Regions from separate parts of the Homo sapiens genome. Here region 1 is linked to region 2. Evidence: chromatin loops called from intact Hi-C (ENCODE). Cell type or tissue: heart right ventricle. All regions are shown on one strand. Each heading gives the region's core, and the rest is flanking DNA. Links, peaks and the distances in the headings are about the cores only.

Evidence for each region. A loop is a pair of places that touch in the nucleus more often than their neighbours do. Peaks named below come from ENCODE experiments on the same cell type or tissue, not always from the same donor. Only the 100,000 strongest peaks of a DNase experiment are listed, where the experiment ranks them.
Region 1: a loop joins it to region 2, with 2.4 times the contacts of the local background. A loop is called at or near these places in 1 of 110 quality-filtered maps.

What each region holds. Positions count from the first base shown.
Region 1 is chr2:10,483,785-10,486,606 of GRCh38, forward strand. No RefSeq gene overlaps it. Among named protein-coding and RNA genes, the nearest start is that of ODC1-DT, 35 kb to the left of the region's middle. In heart right ventricle, for the core only: no CTCF peak of the experiment used is centred there; no DNase peak of the experiment used is centred there; H3K27me3 peaks cover 897 bases.
Region 2 is chr2:10,633,381-10,636,202 of GRCh38, forward strand. All of the region lies in intron 13 of NOL10 (nucleolar protein 10), which reads right to left. Among named protein-coding and RNA genes, the nearest start is that of NOL10, 55 kb to the right of the region's middle. In heart right ventricle, for the core only: no CTCF peak of the experiment used is centred there; no DNase peak of the experiment used is centred there; H3K27ac peaks cover 908 bases.

The DNA of each region.
Region 1 (2,822 bases), core at 32-2,531, 150 kb before region 2:
TATTCACTTTGTTCCCACAGTTTTCCAGGGCTACAATCCTTGAATATCAAGCCTTATGTATGGATGCTTTTGTGTCTATGTGTTCGTTTCCCAGGAAAAGGATTTTTGCGGATCTGAAGGGTTATTATTCTAACAGGTATTGCCAGATTGACTCTCAATACTCTCAAGTAAGCTGTAACCAGTAAATGAGTACTCATTTCCCCATACCCCAAGAACAAAACATGTTATTGCTGTTTTTAAATTTTGGTAGTTTTACACTTGTAAAGAATCATCTGGGCCAGGTGTGGTGGCTCACGCCTCCAATCCCAGCACTCTGGGAGGCCGAGGCAGGTAGATCACTTGAGGTCAGGAGTTTGAGACCAGCCTGGTCAACATGGTGAAACCCAGTCTCTACTAAAAGTACAAAACTTAGCTGGGTGTGGCAGCCTGCACCTGTAGTCCCAGCTACTCGGGAGGCTGAGGCACGAGAATCGCTTGAATCCAGATGGTGGAGGTTGCAGTGAGCCAAGATTGGGCCACTGCACTCCAGCCTGGGAGACAGAGCAAGATTCAGTCTCAAAAAAAAAAAAAAAAGAAAAAGAAAAAAAAGAAAAATCTGACCACTATTTTAAATTGCAGAGAATCTTTAGAAATTTTTGTTAGTCATTTGGGTTTGCCCTTTGGTGAATTGCTTCTCTAGATCCTTGGCCCGTTTTTTAACTGGGTGATTGTCTCTTACTAATTTGTAAGAGCTCTTTCTTTGCATACAAGACATGAAGCCACTGGCCTCTGAGTTGCAAGTGTTTGTAACTAGCACCTTGTTTATTGTATCTTTTGCTATAAACAATTTTAAATGGCTTAATGTCAACAAATATGTCTGTCTTCAAAAAAAAAAACTTCTGAGTTAAGAGAGTTTTCCCTACCATTAAATTATTAAGTAATCTTTAAAAACAGAAAAAAGGAAAGAAATCTTTACTGTCTTGCTATTGATGTCTTTGTCAAAATCCATCATTTTATAAATTGTAAGATTGAGGACCAAGTAATCTATCTTTTCCCATTAGTGAAAAAGAACATCTTCTTCATGTGTTAGAATCTTAAATGTACTGGGATCTATTTCTGCTTTCTCTGTTTGGTTCTAGAACTAGCTTTCTATTCCAATGCCAACAGTCTGTTACTTTGAATAGAGTGGCTTTCGGGCATGTCTTGATCTGAAAATGCAAATTCCCCCAATGATTCTATTTCAAAAGGTTTTATTTCTTAGGAATTAATTTTCCCCAACAAGCTTTATGATAATTTTATCCAATTCTCTGCCTCTTAAAAAATACTTGGCCAGGTATTAGGGTTTACACTTGTAATCCCAGCACTTTGGGAGGCTGAGGTAAGAGGATTGCTTGAGGCCAGGAGTTTGAGACCAACCCGAGCAACAAAGTGAGAGCCCCATCTCTATAAAATATGTGCATAAAAGAAAAAATATATAATATAATATATATATTAAGTATATAATATATAAATAAAAGAAAAAAGTACTCCATCAGAATTCTATTTGAAGTTGCATTAACTTTATACATTAATTCTAGGAGGGGTACTTTAAGTTAAACATATGCATTCCCATCCAAGCTTTCTCTTCATTCAGTCTGCTTTATGCCATCCAATTAGAGTTTACATAGGACATTATTCTTTCTTGTTACATTTTATTTCTGAACACTTCATAGCTTTGGTTGCTATTGTAAATACACTTTTTTCCATTTTAGTTGCTTATGACTAGAATAGACAGAAGCTGTCAGTATTTGTATAATTTGTCTAATTATCTAGTATCTAGCAATGTCACCAATACTCATTGATAATTTCTAGTTACTTTTACTAATCTCTTGAGTTTTCTAAGTGCATAGTCATATCATCCACAAAAATAGACAAATTTATTTCTTGTTTTCCAAGGTCTCAAAATGGTTTTATAGGCTTTTGATGTTATTGCATTCGCTGGAACCACGACAATATTCAATAATAATAATGGTCATATTATCACCCTTGTACAGTTCCTGATTTAAATGAACTGGTTCTAGAGTTTCACTCTTTAGAAAAATATCCTCTGTTGGTTCTTGGTGAATGCCTTATATTTCCAAATCGTTTCCATAATCTATCATAGAGGTTTTTAAAGAAAAGATGTTACATTTTGTCAAATGTCTTTTAGGCTTAATTGGAGTGTGTGTGTGTGTGTGTGTGTGTGTGTGTGTGTGCGCGCCCACATGCATGTGTGATTTTTCAAAAATTGTTTTCCCTTTGTTTTTGAAGAAGATACTTTTATGCTTGTAAATGTGCACCTGCATATAGTCTGTCACTCATTCTTTCTGATTTTAATTCATGTCTGTGGTTTTTCAAAGACAAAAACTAAGCAAAAGGCTTTTTGCATATGATGGAATAGTGTATTATTGAAAATATTATATATTCAATGACTAGCATCATGGTAAGAGAATCATGAAGTAAGTTAAAGTGAAAAAAACCCCTCAGTATACAAAACCATGTATAGCATCAACCTAGTCTTTAAAACAAGAAATACTCATCTATACATGACAAACCACAGAAAGGAAATACTGTATATAATGTTAATAGAAGTTTGGGTGATTTTTATATTATTACTCATAGTTTTCTGTATTTTCAGAAATTTTCCAATGAACTTGCCGTGCTGTTATAATCAGGAGAAAAAGCACATTTACATTTTGGAATGCCAGTAACAAGAATCTTGAGTCGCTTTTACAGGCACAAAGTGTCCAGGGCTCTCCCAGCACAGCCTGCTTGGAGTTCAGTGGAGGGTTGAGCCTCACAGGCTTTGCACGGCTTGAGGACAG
Region 2 (2,822 bases), core at 301-2,800:
AAGCTTATGTAATATATAATTGATATATTAATTATATATTAATGTATCATAACATTGGTATTAATTATATATTGATATATTATTAATATACAGCCCATAAGTTATTCCCCACTTATGGTAACAGTGGCTGGGGATTTGGTTTAACAGCCCATAAGTTATTCCCCATTTATGGTGGCAGTGGCTGAGGATTTGGTTTAACAGTCTGACTATTTGGTGATCTTTGTAAATAGATTAATGCTTAATAGAGATCTATTCTCTGTTGAGTGAGAAGAAAACAGAATCTGATTCTTTAGTCTCTTTCTGCTTTTCTATTATGTAAGACTTTTCAAGTTGTAAGCAAAATAATGAGCCACTGGAAGGTTTTAAGCAGAAGAGTAACACAATCTGATTTATATTTGTTTTGTTTATATGTATGTGTGTGTGTGTGTGTGTGTATATATATATATTTATTATTATTATTTTAAGCAACAGGGTCTTGCTCTGTCACCCAGGCTGGAGTGCAGTAGCATGGTCATAGCTTACTGTAGCCTCAAACTCCTGGGCTCAAGGGATCCTCCTGCCTCAGCATCCCAAGTAGCTGGAACTACAGACACATGTCACCACACCTGGTTAATTTTTAAAACTTTTTGTGGAAATGGGGTCTCACTATGTTGCCCAGGCTGGTTTCAAACTCCTAGGCTCAAGCAATCCTCTTGCCTCAGCCACCCAAAGCACTGGTATTACAGGTGTGACCAACCGCACTGGGCCTGTTTTGTTTATATTTTTAATATTTTACATCAGTCTGGCTGTTACATGGAAAATAGGTTACAAGAGAGACAAAAGCAGAAGCAGAAAGATCAGTTATCCAGTATTACAGTAATCCAGAGGCCTGATGGAAGGGAAGCACTGAGAAATGGCTGGATGTGGAACAAAATCTGCAAACAGCTGATGGACTGGATGACGAGGCATGAAGTGGAGAGGAGAGGAAACAAGGATGGCTCCTGCGCTCTAAGCCTAGACAGCCGAGTGAGCAACAACAAGGCTTCAGCTGAAATGGAGACCCTGGCAGGTGGGGTGCAGGTGGGGAGCTGGATCAGAAGTTCTGATGTAGACACATTAAACAGGATGTGCTATTAGACATCCAAGTGGAGAAGCCGAGTAGACTGGTGGATATGTACCTCTGTAGCTCAGAGGGAAGGCTGGAGAGGGAAAATTGGACGTCATTAACACACAGCTGTTATATAAAGCCTAGTTATATAAAGCCTAGGCATAAACAAGCTCCCTGGGAGAGAATATAAATAAAGAAGAGACAAGGACTAAGTCCTAGCGCTCACTAACATTCAGAGGTCAGGGGAGAGAGGCAAGATCCGAAGTCTAGGACGTTATCAGCAGGAGGAGGAGCCAGTGAAGACTGAAAAGAGATAACTAGATGAAAGAAGGAATCCCAGGAGAATGTGGCCTTCTAGAAGCTGGGCACAGAGTTTTAAGGAGGCCTGGTCAACTGTGTTTCTAAATACCACTTGGAGATAAAGTAAAATGATGTGCATATGAGATGTATGTTCAAGGAGAAAGGGAGGATGACTGTACACGTCTGTCCAGGAAAAGCAATACAGGCTGAGTAGCCTGTTTCTAAAATGCTTGAGATCAGAAGGATTTTAAATTTTTGATTTTTTTTTTGGCTTTTGGAACATTTGTATAAAAATAATGAGATATCTTGGGATGAGACCCAAGTCTAAACATGAAATTCATTCATGCTTCATATACACTTTATACACACAGACTGAAGGTAATTTTATACCTTTAAACATTTTATATTTTTAATAATTTTTGGCAGGAAACAGACTTTAGGTTAAGTCTCATGTTTGGATTTTCCACTTGTGGAGTCATGTTGGCACTCAAAAGAGTTTTAAATTTTGGAGCGTCTGCATTTCAGATTTTTGGATTATAGAGGCTCAACCTCTACGTTCTCTATCGGCCAACATTCTCTCTACTGTTCTCTTTTGTTTCCAGAGATTGTGGGACAAATATGGTCATTCACTATTTTGCCCCAGATATGTGCTATGATCATAAGGCAAAGAAAACACCAAGTCTCCAACCCTGAAATTCAAATTTAAGATGAAGGTGGGGGAGATTTTTACAAATCTATATATAATATCTACACAGAAGAAGGGGGCTGATAAAATATCTACATAAAAAAGAGACTGATACAAAGTGCCTGACCCTTGACTTAGGGAAAATGCGTAGGAAGCCACTGAACCCTGCTGCCTTCCTTCACAGCGCTTAGTCACAGATCTGTTTATCACCACCCCTCACCTAGATTGTAAGCTCACAAGGGCGGTGAGTGTACAATAGAGAACATGTTGGTTTTCTTCACCAACATATTCCTGCAGCCTAGTACCGTACTCAATATATCCTTACTGAACAAATACAAGCACTTGTTGGTCTCCTACATTTACTTTTATAATATAGGAAGACAAAATAAAAATATTAAGAGACAAAATAGCAAAACACTCGTCCATCTAGGAATTTCATGTATTTCTTATTTTTTTTAAGAGAGTCTGTGTCACCCAGGCTGGAGTGCGGTAGCACGACCTCGGCTCACCGTAACCTCTGTCTGCCAGACTCAAGTTATTCTCATGCCTCAGCCTCCCAAGTAGCTGGGATTACAGGCACGTGCCAAAGCATGCTCAGCTATTTTTTTGTATTTTAGTAGAGACAGGGTTTCGCCTTGTTGGCCAGGCTAGTCTCAAGCTCTTGGCCTCAAGTGATCTACCCGCCTCGGCCTCCCAAAGTGCTGGGATTACAGGCATGAGCCACCATGCCTGGCCCATCCAGGAATTTTT